Regions from separate parts of the Homo sapiens genome. Here all the other regions are linked to region 1. Evidence: chromatin loops called from intact Hi-C (ENCODE). Cell type or tissue: Calu3. All regions are shown on one strand. Each heading gives the region's core, and the rest is flanking DNA. Links, peaks and the distances in the headings are about the cores only.

Region 1 (6,081 bases), core at 1,250-5,249:
TGCTAGCCAAGAAAGACTCCAGAAAACAATCAGAGGGAATCTCACTTTCATTTGGCTTTGGGGCTATTCTTATTCTCTGATGAAAGCACCTTAACAGTACGGTGAGAAGCATGATGGAGACAGTTGGCGTGGCCTCGCCTTCCCCCAATGCTTCGTGCAGCAAATGATCACTGCATGTACAGAAGGGGATCGAGGAGTCTGGAGAGAAAGGACGGGGCAGAGAGAAAAGGGGGCAGTGCCTGGCTCGGCGCCCAGCGTGCTGCATGCTGGTTTCAGGCCCCAGGAAGCTGGCGGGGGCCTTGTCCTGAGCCAGGAGGAGACAGGCCTTGGCCGGTTTCCTAGCAACCCTCACCGGCAGCAGGCAGTACCCCAGGCAAGGCTGTCCAGGGAAAAATGAAAATGGCCACACGCACAGATGCAAAACGAAAGCAGGCCTGCCTCCCAGCCGGGTGCGGAGGCACCAGGGGCCCCTGCCAGACAGCTCCCACACCAAACTCCTTGGAGAAACATCTGGGGGCACCAGCCATGGAGGGGGTCTCACTTCCTTCTCAGCCCTGCAGCACGGTAGGCACGCCGTGAAGCCCACACTCTGCCACTGAGTCACCGAAACAGCAGACCTTCGCATTTCCACACTGCAGGGGCACCAGAACCAGAAATCCCACTCCTGGGTTCTTGCGGAGAACTTTAATCACAGGGGGTGACACCCAGACTACCCTATCTTTACTCCTCTCTTTGCACCCAATTCCTCCTTGCAGTTACTGCAACTCGCCCCTCTGGTTTGGTTCTGCACTCAGCTGAAGGAGCTTTAACCCTCCATCCTCTCCTAACCATCCCCGCATTAGGACGGTGAGGCCCCCCTGTCCCAGACAAACAACCTTCCCTTTGGCCTCTGTCACTTGTTAGTTCTCTATCAGCTGAAGTTCATCTCATCCTATTCCACCCATTATGCCAGTGTCAAGAGGGAGGTGTGGCAATGAAGAGGACAAATCCTTACCTCTAGCACAGACAGAAAGGGCCACCATCAAGGATGGCTTTAGCGTCACAGAAAGAAATCCACCTGCTTGTCACCCTCAACCCAGGGACCATGGTGACAGCCAGTACCACACGAACCTGAGTGTGGCCAAACCTACCTACAGCCTTATGGAACGACCGTCACTCCCAGCGCTCTCTTCGTACCTGGCTTTCTTCCTTTGAAATTGCCTTGTGTGATCAAAAATGAATCATAAAACATTTGTTTCAGATTGTTACATGCTGTACAGTTTTTAGAACAGGATATTCTATTTTAGGATATCTAATCCTAAAAACTCTGGGAGGCAAACACCTTCACTTTACAGCTGACGTTACAGGGTCTGAGGCTGATACCTGTCAGGGCTGGGGACAGAGCAGACTCTCCCCAGCCTGCTTCCTGCTCTGTCCATACCAGGCTCCTCAGATTAGAGCACTAAGTCCATATATGGTAAAGCTGCTAGAAGGACTCGACGAAATGATTAGTATCTAAGGCACTATACTATACATGAAAATTACAGCAAGTATATCCACACATACACACACATCAGAGTATATGTGTATATTTTTAGGTATATGTGTATCTATGTATATGTTGTGTACATAAATAGAAGCTGGCATCTATCTGTCTACAACAAGAATAGAAGATATGAACATAGGGCTGGGTGCGTTGGCTCATGCCTGTAATCCTAGCACTTTGGGAGACCAAGGTGGGAGGATCGATCGCTCGAGCCCAGGAGTTTAACACCAGCCTGGGCAACATGGCGAAAGCCCATCTCTACAAATGATACAAAAAGTTAGCTGGGCGGGGTGGTGCATGCCTATAGTTCCAGCTACTCGGGAGGCAGAGGTGGGAGGATCTGTAGAGCCTAGGAGGCAGAGGCTGCAGTGAGCTGTGATCACACCACTGCACTCCAGCCTGGGCGACAGAGTGAGACCTGTCTCAGACCAGAAAAAAAAAAAAAAAAAAGACGCTATGAATATATATGCCTTGTATCCTTGATAGAGGCAAACACCTCACATTATTTATAAAATCAAAATTTCAGGTTAATGATTTCCCAGAGACCTAATTTCCATGGCACTGATATAGTTGATGCGTCTCTGAGCCTGTTTTATACATGTCATATACAGACACCACCAGGAGCACCCAGGAATTAAGACCATTCCACAGCCTACAACATCGCTTCCCAGATCTCTGTCATGACCTCATCAATCTCAAGTCTCTCTCCTTGGTAGTAGATGAAGTAGATGAAGTGGGAGCTAATGAAAAAGCTAAGGAAATCAGCACCACTAAGAAAATGCCAATACTCATTCCCGATCAACATACACAGTTGACTGTTTTCATCCTACTTTGAATTGCCTCGTCCTACCACGTTCAAGACGCGGCTACTGGGCAGGTCCACGTCTTTAAGTTGTGTACAATGCCTGGTTCACAACACGATTACTCATTACATGTCAAAATAATAATTATCACAGATGGCGAATTCACAAGTGGGTTAGCCGTCGGCTGTAACGGGCTAGCTAGCACTTGCCCCAGGCACTCAAGTTCAGCAGTCAAAATGCTATAAAACACACTGTTCTTTCTTCTTGTTATTTATTTATTAACATCAAGGAGAGGCTCACATTTTGTCTTTCAGAGTTGGTTGCAATAGGTTAGACCTCTTTGAAGCCACATAAAACAATTCACTTTGTATTATGTAACTAAAACTTAAACGACTTTAGATTTGATGACGCTATACTGCTATCCCTCCTTGTTCCCTGCAACCCAGCTCCCTCTGTTAAACAGGGCAGCTCTGGGGCAACACCGCAGGCCCTTCCTAGGAATAGTTCAAGAAAACAGCCTCTGATTTCCTACAAGGACGGTCACTGACTGTAAAACTACAAGAGGAGGTAAGAAAGTACTACAGCCCAAGGGTTCCTCAACCCAGGCTCCTGTTATACACCTGCCTTTGTGTCCACAGTGAAAACAACATGGAAGGAACTGGTTATGGGTTTTGACATAAGTTGTTTCAAGCCAGCAGATGGGATGAGATGCTGCTTCCATGACAAAGTCACCCTGGATATTCTCAGGCCGAATGAGGGTGAGATGGTACCAGGCCCACAGAGAGGCCGCGGCTGGGTGCGCAGAACTACGACACCAGCCCTAAGAAGCCAACAGGCTGTTGAATGCCAAGCCTGAACTATTAATTTGCATATGACATCAATTCTGCTGTCAGTGTGTTAATGTGTGATTAATTCTGTCATGGGTTAGAGCAAGGAGAATTAGTTAATTGTCAGAAACCCTTCTCGTTCACTCTCGTTTAGCCCCCGCCTCCCTTTAACTTCCTTTTTTCTCTTCTTATTAAACTAACCTCCTGGGTTTTCTTCCTCTGGGCACTTCTGTCCTATGGGACTTCAGTCCCATTTCCTCCTACCCTTTACAGAAACGCACCTATAGACCCAAAAACGGAGAAGGCAGATGGGTCTTACTCCGGCGCCCCAGCTGGCAAGTCTGAACTCTGTCCAGGCAGTCACGGGGGTGGTTTGGGAAGGCCTTACAACGGGGACACACAGGTCCCATTCATATTTGCGGTCAACTGCCAATGCCAGTGATACCTGGATACATTGTACAATCTGTGCTTTGTGTGCTGTGCAAATAACCTGTGGGGCTGGAGCAAGCTGGAATGTGGAGTTAACACAAAGCCATTGCTGTGCTATCGAAATCGGTCGTGAGGCTGCCCACTCTTCCCCCACTTCCCAGAAGCTGGCCCACTTCTTCCTTCCTACCAATCCTTGCCCACCGTCAATGCAGCTGTAGAGTGAGTCAACTGCGCTTTTACCCTGTCAACGGTTCCATCACTGAGCTAGCTTATACTTTTTAAACACAAAGTTCAACACAAAGAACCTTGAGGTCCCTAACTCTGGAAAGGGCAAGAGAATTCTAGAGGCCCCTGAATGCCAGGAAATTTCAGGAGGTACAGGCATGTCACAGGTCAGGCTAAATGGTCCCCAACCACCGCAGCAATGCTGCATACGCACGCTGTGGGGTCAAGGACAGGTGATCCTGATGGTCACATTTCCCAGGTTTGCTAACAGGCAGCCCATACCTGTGTCCACTTAACCCCGTCCCGTGTCTTTCCCTTATCTTGAGTTGCCTTTCACTTTGAAGCAATGAGGAAAAAGGAATGAATGAAAGCAAATGGACCCGCACAATCATCTACAATAGTCCAGAATTTGTCTAATTTATAGGGCTGGGAAACCAAGTGTCACCTTCGGGCCTACTCCTTCCCTGACCAAACTGCCCAGAGGGGCTGGAACGGGCACCAGCCAAGGGTGGGCAGTGACCATAGCTTTTACGTCCTCTTGAAGACAGGAGGAAAATGCAAAGAGGCACAGACTGCTACTCCCCTGTCCCCCACTACTCATTATATAACACATGTCAGTTTCTTGAAAGGGCCCTATATTTGTGCACGAAAGCATGTTCCCAAGAGTTAACTTATAATTATTACAATAGAGAGGAAGCAGGTAACTGAGACCTATTTTCACGTTACAAACAAAATTCTGTGATCTATTTAAAAAGCACAGGCCTCCCTTTTTATCTTGGAAGTCACTGTTTCTTTTAATTTGGAAACACATCTATCAACTGAAACCTTTAAAAACTTAACAAGGAATAATGTTGTTATGGGTCATGATTATTCTAATGTCTTATCATTTTATTTTGCATATGCCCTTATAGCTAAACTCAAACTAGATGCTAGAATATAATTGCCCATAGTAACCAACTAAACAGTTCCCCTAAGCAATGTGTATTTTTGCGTCTCTGTCTCTCTCACACTCTCACTCTATCCTGCCCGCCCACTCGCTCCCCTTCCCAAGTAACAAAAGCCAGATAAATCCATGGAAGAGGTGAAAGAGCTACAGCGACTCCACTTTCCAAACACTTGTGTGTATTACAACTCTTTAAAAATGAATTACAGAATCCACTTTGAAAAACATATTCGGGCCCTTGTGGAAGTTACCAGTCCTTTCTCAAATGAGCTGGAAGTGTCTCTGATCAACATGAATTGGGGTTCCTTCTTCCTTTTCGGAGTATGGATACTAATTGTTTTAATATGGGCATTATTCGCACATGAAACTAGAATTGCTCAGCACGTGGGAGATAGGTCCCGACCACCCATGGGCATCAAAGATCCCATGACATTTCTGTAAATCAGCCAAATTCCAACACAGACAGCAGGCCCAGCAGTTGCTGTATTCAGATGAGGGGCGATTACATGCTCCTGCCTCTCCTACACAAAGCAGAGACCAATGTTTCTACTCCTGGCCCGTTCTCTGGGTCTATCCTGGCCAACCTCCTCTGGGCACAGCCCATCAGACCTCCAGATGGCTAGTTCTCTCTAGACCACTGACATCCTACACACAAAGGATTACCAAGAAGCCAGCTCCCCCAGGTTTACGAAATTTATAGGAAAGTCTCCAATCAAGAGGTCAGGAGACAGAGAACAGGGTGTTAGGAACCATGAGCTGGAGGAGAGTCCCAGCATAGGGGCTTCTCAGCTGTTCTCACTTGAAATTACCTCTAAAAATCTATTTCCATATTTCTTCCCTGGAATTTCACTTTTAGAATTTGAACATTCAGAACCTTCAGGTCTCCACTCCTTCTTCACTTGGTCAGAGAATTTCACTTGGTCAGTTTCACTTGGTCAGACATTGGTTAAAATAAAATAATTTCCATTTTTAAACAGTAGTAAAAAATTTTTATTTAAATTTGTTTAGACCCACACCAATGAGTCTTCTCCCTGTGTCACAGTAATCCTTCCTCCTTGTCTTCCTTCTCTCTCAATTTCTCAATACCCATCGAGTCTTTCCTTAACAATCCTCCCGATTCATTCTCCCGCTGGGATGGCCAAGTTCTTCTGAGGGCAACACCTGCTCCAGGCCGTGCCCCCTTGGCCTCCTGATTTGCCTTGGAATCTGGAATAAGTCAGTTCTTCTCCAGGTGCAGGTGATGGGGGAAGTGACATCACACCTCACAAAAGGAGGATTTGGGGGAACGTTCAGCCACCGATGCCCTCAATAAAAATATCTCGTGACTTG
Region 2 (6,081 bases), core at 991-4,990, 130 kb after region 1:
TCTCTCTAAGATAAAGGGGAAAAAAATACAGAAAATGTGTTGCTTGCAGCCATCTTCCTAAACCCAAAAGATTTTAATAAAAGAACCTATACAGCAGACGAATTGGAAAGGGGTGAGTGAATTCTGTGTGAAGCCAGCAAAGGGAGAGAAAAAAAAAAAAGGCAGCTTTATGTGGGATTCTTTTCCTTGTACTAACAAATTACGACCTAAACATGCCTTTTCTTTTCTCTCTCTTTTTTTTTTTAATAGTTTGTTGTAACTGGAATAACTGGTCTTGTGCACTGTCTTGCATATTCAAAGCTGCTTTGTAACCGGATCTAGAGACCCAACCTTATTTGCCTGAACTCAATAGGGTTTTTTTCTCCCCCTCCTCCCGGGTTTTGTTTTGGATTCGGTATTGTGGGTTTTCTGTTGTTGCTGGGAGCCTATGTCTATGCAGGCATAGGCTCTGGTGCCTTTAAACCACAGACCAAACACCTGAAAGGGGGAGGCACAATTTGTACAATGGCAGGAGGAGCCTAAAATATACACCAAAAAATAAAATCAAAGCAGCTGTAGGGGTTTTGGCCTCTGAGCAGCTGACCTGACCCCGTTCTGTATATTCTTTTATTTCCCCATTGCAGGATTCCTGCACCTTGGGTCAGATTCAAACTCAATGTGACCCTGAGGAGAAGGCAGTCACAGAGTCCTGAAAAGCTGCTCCATATTTAATAGGGGTGGGGGAAGTAAGTGCATATGCATCCAGACTCCCCCAGTGAAGACACCCACACGGTGCAGACGTACGCGCGCGCGCGCGCGCGCGCACACACACACACACACACACACATACACACACACACACGTCAGGACTGCCAGGCCATGGGACCAGCTCCACCCCAGTTTTCTTGGCCCACACCACTGAGAGCCTGAACTCTCTTTGCGGGCCCCCCAAATCCTCATACCTACAACTCTACACACACACACACACACACACACACGCAGAGAACACCACTCCTCCAGAGACTTTGTATGTTTAAAAAGTCCACAGATCTGAATCGCCTCCTCTCTGGACCGGAGCAGGGCAGTTTATTCAGAGAAATCAATAGGAAAGAGCATTTGCAAATATTTATATAAGCCCTGTGCGTTTCAGCATTAAGTAATTAAAAACTAAAACCCGAGGAGGGGGAAGGGAGACACACAGACAGAGGAAGGCTGCTGGCCTAGAGTAGGTTTTCCTGCCCACACCTCATCTTCCCAAACCGCAGTCTTTTCAAAACTGACTCCGTGTACACTTTTTACGAAATCCTCTTCGTACACCATTTGCTAGACTATTTCAAAATCATCTCCAAATATGGATTCACCTACCACCAAGCTTTCAAGACTGACTGTGTCTGTATTCTATCTCTCTTCTCATACACACACAGCAACTCATACTTTTGACACTGCGTCAATCTCTAGTATATTCTCTTTTATTTTCCTATCTCTAATATACCTGCACTAGTTAAAAAAAAAACAACAAACCTAACATTGTAAGATAAGAAGAGGGCCCCCCAAGTGCCCATTCAAGAAGCAAACTCCCAACCCCTAGGTCTCCTGAATACCCCCCACTCCCCTCAACCCACAGGATGTCTACACTTTGGGGGTTCAGCTCCTGAAACCCCCACATGTAAACAGATTTGGAAAAAAAAACAACTTCAGCAAAATGGAGTTTTAGAATGAGCTACTATGGAGTGGACTTCCCTATATTGTTCCGGAGGGCAGGGCAGTAAATTCTGGTTGTTCTCCCTCTAAATCCTCTCTAAGAAGCCAAGCAAGGCGCTGGAGCACCCACGCTGCAGATATTGTAGAAATTTACAGTAAATGTAGGTACACGATTGCAGCACGCTGCCCTATTGATTATGCAGATTGTGATCAATCTTCTCCCCTCGCCCACTGCCCAAGCCTCTTTCGGAGGACCTCCAAATAAGTTGGTCTGCAACTAGCTATTCTCCCAAAGTAGGGAGGAAAAAAAGTAATTTTTTAAAAAACATAATAAATCCTCAATTGTCCCCACTGAAAGGGCTCGAGTCTTTTTTAAATTCCAAAGTGAATTTATGTTCTGTAATTTGCATTACAGCCAAGCGATCACCGTCTGTCATATTCTTCAAAGGTACTTAACAAACTGCCTTTTAAAAGTCACTAGAACTGGAGGCCAGAAAAAGGCAATCAGCATGCTCCGTCCATACAGTGCTTAGATCAAGTTTCAATAATTGAGACCAATAAAAATTGTCATATTTACCCTACTTGAAAGCAACAAGGGGGAAAAGTTAAGACTGGGTGCCTTTTGAAAGCGCTTGTAATCAAAGAATTTGCCACAGTCCAAAGAATAGCACAACATTGAACAAAAGTCAGATTCTGAGCAACAGCTTCACTCGCAAAGTGATATATACATATTTTAATTCAATAGTTATACAAGAACCCTCCGAGTACTGAGTCCATACACAACTTAATTATATACACTGCATGAAATACACTTAGATCTACTCTCCAATAGATATGCAAAAAGACGGACATTAAAATGCATAATGTAAAATTCAGGAACACGGTTTTTGCATCGAGTGGAGCCGGGCGAGGGGTGAGAGTGGGGAACCCAACGTAAACAATCCCAGATTCGCGAGAGCAAAAAAAAAAAAAAAGAAGAAGAAGAAGAAAGAAAAGAAAAAGAAAAAAGGCATCCTCGGATGTCTCTGAGCTCAGCTGGCGGAAGAAGGCCGGCCGGGCGAGGTCTGGCCCTGGCCAGCGGCGCAGCCCCGAGCCCCCGGGAGCCCCTAGTGTCCAGGGCAGAGTCCCCTCTGGGCGCTCGCGGCGCTGCCAGTGGGGCAGGGCGGAGAGCGCACAGGTAGAGGATCGCGCGGCCGCCTCGCCCCCTCCGGGACCCCGTGGCTCCGAACGGGCTCCCGCGTCGCCGGCAAGTCGAGCCCCAGCGCGGAAGGCGCTCGCCCGGCCAGCGGTGGCGGCCGCGGCAGCAGCAGTGGCTGCGACCGCGGCGACTGCTCCGGGCCGGGTGCGCGCCCCGCGCGGCTGCTCAGCCCGGGGCCCCGGCGCCTCTCGGGGTGGGGCAAAGTTGGGGGCCGGGAGCGGCGGGGGCGGGGGCACTCGGCACCGCGGACCCCCCCATACTCCCCCCACCGCCGGCCGCCGCCTTTGTCTCCGAGCTGGTACCCCGGCCGCCCTCCCGCCCTCGGCCCGCGCCCCGGCCGGCCCTGCCTGGCGGCGCCTCCAAACTCGCCGCGCGGGCCTCGCCCCGGGCGCCTCCACCCTCCCGGGGGTCGCCGGCGGCCGGCGGCGGCGGCGCGGGGCCGGGGAGGAGGGGGCGGCCCGGGCTCGGCGGCGGCGGCGGCGGCAGCGGCGGGAGGAGGAGGAAGAAGAAGAGAAAGAGAAAGTTTGGCGTAGGGGGAAGGCGAGCGGGACGCAGCGAGCGAGCAGGGCGCGGGCGCGGGGAGCGCGGGCGGCGGCGGCCGGGCGCGAGAGCCGGGAGGGGGCAGGACGAGCCCCATGCAAAGCAGCCCGGGCGCCCCGAGGAGCCCCGCGTCCGGGCGGTGGCGGCGGGAGGAGGAGGAGGAGCAGGCGGCGGCGGCGGCGGGAAAAAAAAAAGAGGGAAAAGTTGCCACTTACGCGGTTGCTTCTCCGGCGGCGGCGGCTGCAGCGGCGCTGCTGGCGACGGCGGCGGCGGCGGGAGCTGGCGGCGCTTTTAATCCCGAAAAGAGGCGCTCGGGCCGCGGAGCCCATCAAGGCAGCAGCGGCGGCTGGCGGGGGTCGGCGGCGGCGGAGGACGCGCTGCTGGCGGCGGCGGCGGCGGCGGCGGCGGCGGCGGAGCTGGAGCGCGCTCGGCGGAGCCCGGGGCGGGAGGCGGCCGCAGCCGGGGAGCCGGAGCCGCCGCCGCCGCTGCCGCCGAGCAGCATGGTTGGCGGGGAGTTTACAGCCCCCGGAGCGGGCAGGGGCCACGGAAGAGAAGCGGCGGCGGCGGCGGCAGCGGCTCTAGGCTGTAATTGGGATGCAAAGCAGGCGGCGGCGGCGGCTGCGGCCGGGAGGAGGAGGAGGAGGAGGCGGCGGCGGTGGCGGCTGCAGCGGTCGGAGGGGACGCGCTGGAAGTGGGAGCTGATGAGTGAAAAGAAAAAAAAGTCTTTGGATCTTTATTCTGCTAATTAGTTTCCTGCAAAAAATGGCTGTGATTAATTCAGTGCGCATGTGCTTCATTACCCAGGCACGACGGGAAGGGCTAATTAGCCACCTTCTGGATCAATAAGATTCAGCAAAAAAGAAAAGGGGGAGGTGGAGGGAGGCAGAGGGGAGGAAGGGAGGAAAAAAAAAAAAAAACAGGGGAAAGTGATGAGCAGGGCAAGGAGAGCAGGAAGAGAGGATGGGAGAAGAGCCTAGAAGAGGGAGAGAGGCTCCAAAAGTTTATGCATGTATTAAAAACACACACACACACACACACGACACACACACGAGCGCGCGCACACACACACACACACACACACACGCACACACACACCGAGAAGTGGAATGCATAGGAGCAACAATAGGAACCTGGCTAAGAATCTTTTTAAGATTTTTTTTTTCCTTTCTTCTTCCCCCCCTTCTCTTTTCTTTCTTATTATTTTCCCCTTTCTCTCTCTCTCTCTCTCTCTCTCTCTCTCTCTCTCTCTAAGCAAACGCAGCAATGTTTAAATTAACTAGGAAAAGAGCATCTCCAAAGAATGGGGGCATTAGTGGAGGGGGACAGCTTAGAGTAAAGGTTTAAGTGAAAGAGCAGAGACTTCGAATAGAGACCACTTTAAATTGCAAATCTGAGATTTTTTAACTGAAGGAAAATTACCTCCCCCCAAATCAGAGGACGAATGAAGAAAATATGGAGAAAACTTTAACACATACCATAGACTAGACAAAAAATATATGTTAATTTTGTGTTCTGAAATAAGACGCAATCGGTCTTCTCTGGTTCTTTAGAAGGAGAGAGGAAGAGAGGAGGGGTGATTAGAAGAAATAAAAGGGAGAAAGTGAATCAGAACTGAAAGGGGATAACTTCAGGAAAGACAAGAAAAGGAAAAGTTGCACTTGGAAACAAGTCCAACTTTCTACCTTTCTGGACTTAAGAGAAAAGTAAAATCAATTTTCTCGTGTGAAACCTGGAAAGCAGATGTTTTCAAAACACAGGAAGCTATTTTGCCATCAAAAGCAGGGATGTAATAAAGGCAGTGAAAAATAATTTCAGACTGAATTCATAAGAGAGAAAGCCAATATATTTAAATATAGAGGAAAGGCCTAGGGTGTAGAAAGGGGAAATTACATACCCCTTCCCTAATGCCAAAAAAAAAAAAAAAAAAAGCCTTACAGCTACCTCCAAGAGTTTGGAGCACAGTCACGAAGCCAAAGGGCTTGAAATGAGAGGATGGATTTCAGATAAAGACTAGGAGCGGTACATCCCACTAGAGCCCAAAGGAGATCCCTGGAATCAAAGACAGCAGCGAGGGACCCTACTACTGTACCGATTCCCAGTACATCAAAGCCATCACTTAGGCTGGTGCACGGTACCTCCAAAAAGCAAGCAAACAAACGCAGGAAGAACAAGAGTCAGTGTCTGTCTGTCTCTCTCTCTCTCTCTCCCCCCTCTTCTCTGTCTCTTCCCCCCCCTTTCAAATCCTAGCCTCAGCGTCACTGCTACTGCAATAGATTTTTTAAAAATGACAAGTTGTATTTATGTAAGTTCTAAATATGAACTAATACCATTGAAATTACAATGTCTGGAATAAAATAAAATGCAATCAGCACTTTAAGTAATCTGCAAATGTAAAAACAACATTTATGTTTTTGAAGGCATTATTAGTAAACCCTGTAACACCAGATAGCTTGCTAAAACTTATTTTTCTTGGGAAAAAATGTTGCCCTAGCCTACCAGATTATTTATTTTAGAAGGAATTTGGGAATTAATCAGGAAATCTGTTTGATTAGAAAGTAATTCTTCATTTTGAGAGATTTTCCAATGCTCTTAAGAACATGCAGCTTCTTAGTCAAGACTAGAGAGAAAAAAACCGGTTTAGGATTTTGCAGGGTTACCTCATC
Region 3 (6,081 bases), core at 991-4,990, 96 kb after region 1:
CTCTGTCACCCAGGCTGGAGTCCAGTGGCACGATCATGGCTCACTGCAGCCTCAATTTCCCAGGCTCAAGCAATCCTCCCGCCTTAGCCTCTTGAGTAGCTGGGACTACAGGCATGCGCCATCACACCCGGCTAATTTTGCTTGATTTTTTTTTTATAGAGACAGGGTCTCACTATGTTGCCCAGGCTGGTCTCGAACTCCTGGGCTCAAGCAATCCTCCTGCCTTGGCCTCCCAAAGTGCTGGGATGACAGGCGTGAGCATACACGCCTGGCCATGGTTTTGATCTTATAAAATAAATTAACTCTAAGGCCGGGTGTGGTGGCTCACGCCTGTCATCCCAACACTTTGGGAGGCTGAACGGGGTAGATCATGAGGTCAAGAGATCGAGACCATCCTGGCCAACATGGTGAAACCCCGTCTCTACTAAAACCACAAAAAATTACCTGGGCATTAGCCTGTAGTCCCAGCTACTTGGGAGGCTGAGGCAGGAGGATCGCTTGAACCCAGGAGGCAGAGACTGCAGTGAGCCAAAATCACACCACTGCACTCCAGCCTGGCGACAGAGTGAGACTCCATCTCAAAAATAAAATAAAATAAAATAACTCTAAATAATAAATGGCAAGAATTTTCTTTAATTGGCATTTTGTGGGGATTCACCCCAGGCTTGGCTGTGTGTTATCATACTCTCTTCACTCTGAGAATCTGAACTGTCTCCCTGAAGGACTGAAGCTAGCCTCTGTATAGTCTAAATGCTAAAACTGGCTGTCAGTTTCCTCAATGCTTGCCACTGTGATTTTATTCTGAAAGCTACAGCTCTTCTCATTCAAAGGTTACCCTCCCTCCTAACCAACCCAGAAAGAACTCACTACCCAGCTCTGCTTGCACCCTAGTGTTGGGGCTCAAGCTTCCGGTTCCGCTAAGACTCTGACCTCGCTTCTAAGGACACACACCTCAGAGGCCCAGAGCTCCGCTGTATCACACACTCATTGTCACATCCCTCGATGCATCATTCCCAGAATCCTCAAGGCTGTCACTGGATGAAAGAATAAAACAGCAAAACATCCGGCACCTTTTCATCCTGGCTCAAGTCAAAAGAGTTGGGATTAAAGCCACTTGTGACTTTCAAAAGCTATCACTACGAGGCAAGGACCGAGTGGCCAGTTCGTTTCAGAAAGTGGCCTGATGCTGTTGAAACTGCCAGCTGCCAGTGGACGTGAGCCTCACTCCCACTTTATAGTCTCAGGAAGGTGGCTCTCAGGACATGACGCCAAGCCCCAGAAGGGCCTCTGAATCCTCCACCAGCGTGTGCGTGTGTGTGTCTGTGCGTGTGTGTGTGTGTGTGTGTGTGTGCGTGTGCGTGTGCGTGTCTGCACGCGCACCTGAGTGCACATGGGCTGCCTGGTTTACAGGCCACCACAACCCTTCCACCAAGTGTGAACACACATACACTTCCTTACCAAGGTGCCCACCGGAAACCCCTGCCTGGACCCCTGCAGCCCTCCCAGCCACACTGCAGCATCGAGGGAACAGCACTTTGCCTCCCCAAACCTGCCCTGGCTACTGGGTGACCCCGCTCTGCTATCCCCACCTTCACCCTGAGATGCACAGACTGTCTGCTCTAAAGGGCATGAACCTGGAGATTGTGAGTCATCACGACGCGCAGGAAGCAACGTCTCAGTCCAAACCCTGAGCCCGTTCCTAGAGAGCCTTCTCCGCTCTCTCACCCCTCATCCCACGTAGAGCAATCAGGGCTCACCCGCCCCCTTCCCTTTCTCTATGGCTTCTTCAAGATCTCCTCATCCATCTGCCCACAACTGGAACTGTTTATTTGTTTAGCCCACTGGTAAGAAAAATGAGAGAGCGGGCTGGCATTCCTGGCTGGGCATAAACACGTTTTTAAAAAATGTCTGTTCCAACTCTGTCTGGGTCCCGTACTGAGCCCTTTAACCTCCTGCAAGCACCATGGAGACATTCCATGGGAACTATCACCATTCGTTATCATCGCTGAAAGACAAAATCCACTGTACCCTGCAACATCTCACACAGATCCTTCACATTCTTGGTTTGAGAGCTGACTATGCAAGAAAAAGGAAGCACCATGACTGTGGGAAAGGCCACTGTCACCAGGACAAGAGGCACCAGCAAGAGCCCTGCATCAATTACTCTACAGAGGCACCGGGAGGCCTGATTTTAATTTTTTAAAAATACATTTAATGAATCACATACGCAAACTTTACATTGGCAGAACACTCCCTTAGGATCATGAGCAAATTTCTGATCAGATCAAATAGCAAACTGCCCAAGGAAACCACGAAGAGGGGTGATGTTGCTATCACACTATCAAAAAGTAAAGACATACTTCTGATTTCTCACAAGAAATTTCCCAACAAAAGCTCTCTGTCTTAGATTCCGAAAGAAAAACATCCCCCACACAGAGTGTAAGGGCCAAGAATGGCCTCACCATATGGGACAGCTTCTGAAATACACAGAAAACGGGCAACGCGGGACCCATGGGACAAACCACTGTGTAGCCAGCTGCCCCGGCCAGGCCCGTGGTGTTGACTTTGGCAGTGCTTGTCGACCATGACTCAGCAATAGTCATCGAAACTGAAATCAAGTGGAACTGATCAGTTCAGACCTCCAATGTTGAGTTTGACTCAACGATTCTTCAATGCCCCTGGTCTTCCTGAAATTCTCCATTTAAATATTTACTGGTTTAAGGGTAAAGTCAGGGAGGCACGGGCATGGTTGTTGGACCTTTTCTGTCTTATCCTATTCAAATCTGGCTGAACTGAGTAAAACGTTATGCAGCAGGATGTCTTCCTATATAATCCACTTCATCCCGCCCCCCCAATACTCTTCCATAGGGGTTCAAATGCAGATCTGAACCAACTGCTCGATGATCCCCCAAAGCCATTTAGTCTCTGAGCTTTTCTCATCTACAAAATGAGATGTGTCCCCACTCTGCATACCGTATAGAGCACCTGCAAGGATTAGTTGAAAGGGTATAGGCCCAAGGACTTTGAAAAATGAAGCTCCTTAAATTATTTTCCCGATGTCCTCAGACAGACTTGGCACCTTACCCTTTTACTCATAATTAAAGATTTGAGCAGCTAACTCAGAGGCCTAATTGTGATGCTAAGTAGACATATAGTGGCTCAATAAAAGGAAAGACTGAAGGGGTTTAGAGCAGCGAGGAAAGACAATCGAGGAAACGGGGCTCGAGGTTCTGGGACGAGGGCCTGCTGAGCTGGCCAGCCCAGCCAAGGCCACAGGGATACAGTCCTTCCAGTCACTCAAGTTAAAAATCTTGCAGTCACCCTTGACTCTATGTCCTGTCTTGTCCCATATCTCCCTTCAAAATCTATCCAGAGGATAAGCACCTGGAGCAGATCGAATAGCATCCCTCCTAGAACTCATGTCTACCAAGAACCTCAGAACATGGCCTTATTTGGAAATAGAGTCTTTGAAGTAATTTATAACTAAATTGAGCTCAGACTAGATCGGGGTAGGCCTTAAATCAATGACTGAGCCAGGTGTGGTGGCTCACACCTATAATACCATCACTTTGGGAGGCTGAGGTGGGTAGATCACCTGAGGTCAGGAGTTTGAGACCAGCCTGGCCAACATAGTGAAACCCTGTCTCTACTAAAAATACAAAAATTAGCCAGGTGTGGTGGCGGGCACCTATAATCCCGGCTACTCAGGAGGCTGAGGCAGGAGAATCACTTGAACCTGGGAGGTGGAGGTTGCAGTGAGCCAAGATCATGCCACTGCACTCCAGCCTGGGTGACAAAGCGAGACTCCATCTCAAAAAAAAAAAAAAAAAAAAAAATCAATGACTGGTACCCTTAGAAGAGGAGGGAACACACAGAAATGCACACAAGGAAGACAGCCACGTGTAGACGGGAGGCAGAGGCTGGAGTGACACAGCTCCAAGCTAAGGAATGAGTCTTTACTCAAATGTCACCTTCTCCGAAAGCCTTTCTTCACTGTGTCCACCGAACCTGCCAACTACTGCTCACCCCCTGCCCTCGTCCCGCCTCCTCTCCACAGCATTTAACATCATCCAAAATACTATAATGCACTTAGTAATGATGTCCAGTGAGGGAGATGAGGTAGTATAAGCTCCAAGCAGACAAGCATTTCTCTCTTTTTTTGCCCCCATTGGAGTATCACCGGCACCAACAACAGTGTCTGGCACACATGGGACTCTCAAACAAAAGGTCAAGGGCAGCCCAGGGAAGCCCCAAGGCTGGAAGCTCTCGCTGAGAAAGCCAGGCTGGGAGAAGCCCGTCTCCCTGAGTCAGGCCTGCAAGCCAGGCAGGCAGATGGTGAAAGGCAGGAGGGAGAGGAGCCACTGCAGGCCCCTGGTCAGCAGAACAAGAAGAATACGGAGCCGGGAGTTTGAGGGCAGCACCACTGATATTCAGGCTGTGTCATTCTTCGTTGGGGATGAGGGTGGCTGTCCTGGGCATCGCAGGATGTTTAGGAGCATCCCTGGCCTCTACACTGGATGCCAGTAGCATCCTCTCCCCAAAGTGTGACAACCAAGAATGTCTCCAGACTGCCAAATCTTGGGGGGAGGAAGCAAAATCACCCCCTACGGAGAACCGCTGAAACTGAGTTTCAGTCCAATGACGGCCCACATGCCACGATCCCAGACAGCACAGGGCCAAGCAGGTAACACAAATGAGCGAAGTTGGCTGGGAAACAGGACGTGGTAGGGTAAGAGCTGGTAAGCAACAGTGAGCTCTGGCAACCTAAAAAGTAGATGTTCCTTCCACAAGGGGCAGTCACCACCCTGTTCTAGCCAGGTTTTGCCCTGAAGACCCAAAATGGCCAAATCCCCCGATTTTTTTTTTCAAGAGAAGGTTTTAATACTGATTTTTCTGTGAAATGTGCCCATGTTTAAAACATAGTATGTGGCCAGGTGCAGTGTCTCACGCCTGTAATCCCAGCACTCTGGAAGGCCGAGGCGGGCAGATCACTTGAGGTCAGGAGTTCGAGGCCAACCTGGCCAACATGGCAAAACCCCATCTCTACTAAAAATAAAAAATTAGCCTGGCGTGGTGGCCCATGCCTATGATTCCAGCTACTCAGGAGCCTCAGGCAGGAGAATCGCTTGAACCTCGGAGGCAGAGGCTGCAGTGAGCTGAGATCGCACTGCTGCACTCCAGCCTGGCGACAGAGCAAGACTCTGTCTCAAGAATAAATAAATAAATAAAATAAAATATAGTATTTGCTGAACAAAACACATCTACAGGCTAGGTTTTGCCTACAAGCTAAGACTGTGCAACCTCCGCACAGAGACTGCCTGGAGGTGGAAGGGGCTGGAGGGAAACCCCCCTTAGGAGCCTGCTGTCATCTAGACACAAGGGGCCTGGAGCAGGCCTGTGAGGGTAAGGGGCGGAGGGAGGAAAGGCTGGATCCCAGAAACTCTTAAGGTGAATAAGATAAGCACAGCAAGACAAGTGTGCACACTGTAATCATAAGCCACGAGGGCCAAAGCAACAGCCAATGCCCCCGGCTCCCTCCCACGATGCGCTACAGGCAGCACTGTGCTTACGCAGGTCACACACCTAGGAGCCGGAAGACCCCTAATGCATCCTTCAGGTAGGACCCTCTGCTTTGCAGAAAACCAGCGCTTAGAAAAGGCTTAAAGTGAGTATTTTGAAGACGGCTGGAATCAGAGCTCAAATCCATAACCTCAAAGGCTTCATGTCATCTTGCCACCACCCACGCCAATCCTTGAGCCTAGAGTAACGAAGAGAAAGGCTGCAACGACCACACACACCACGACGTCAGCCCAAAGGCCACGTGGCTCCATCCACGGCAACAAAATGCAAGGGAGCTCCGAGGGACACTTCCGTTTCAGGACAGGCTTACGGGGAGGACACCAGCTCCTCCCACCCTATCTGTAGACTGGGTAGAAGGGCTTCTTTTGAGCGCTCTGTCTTCCCAGAGAAGGACGTCCTGGAAACAAGGCACGTGCAGTATTACCATTAAACAACATGCACATGCCAGTGGCGCTAAATAAACAGCAGAGACAGAGGCTGCCTCACCCACTTGCTCCATAG

What was found. Hi-C counts contacts between places; a loop is a spot of excess contacts. Peaks named below come from ENCODE experiments on the same cell type or tissue, not always from the same donor. Only the 100,000 strongest peaks of a DNase experiment are listed, where the experiment ranks them.
Region 2: it touches region 1 in a loop (2.9-fold over the local background); 38 of 110 quality-filtered maps call a loop at or near these places.
Region 3: a loop joins it to region 1, with 2.8 times the contacts of the local background. A loop is called at or near these places in 3 of 110 quality-filtered maps.

Annotation. Positions count from the first base shown.
Region 1 is chr16:72,921,494-72,927,574 of GRCh38, forward strand. The region is part of intron 3 of ZFHX3 (zinc finger homeobox 3); the gene reads right to left. Among named protein-coding and RNA genes, the nearest start is that of ZFHX3, 120 kb to the right of the region's middle. In Calu3, for the core only: no CTCF peak of the experiment used is centred there; a DNase peak (open chromatin) is centred at 3,618.
Region 2 is chr16:73,054,897-73,060,977 of GRCh38, forward strand. It overlaps a transcript of ZFHX3 not described here. Among named protein-coding and RNA genes, the nearest start is that of ZFHX3, 9.8 kb to the left of the region's middle. RefSeq lists enhancers at 307-819, 2,659-3,391 and silencers at 2,722-3,121, 3,402-3,621, 3,702-3,791, 3,872-3,981. In Calu3, for the core only: a CTCF peak has its summit at 2,783; DNase peaks (open chromatin) are centred at 1,127, 2,815, 3,515 and 3,970.
Region 3 is chr16:73,018,018-73,024,098 of GRCh38, forward strand. All of the region lies in intron 1 of ZFHX3 (zinc finger homeobox 3), which reads right to left. Among named protein-coding and RNA genes, the nearest start is that of ZFHX3, 27 kb to the right of the region's middle. In Calu3, for the core only: no CTCF peak of the experiment used is centred there; DNase peaks (open chromatin) are centred at 1,644 and 2,544.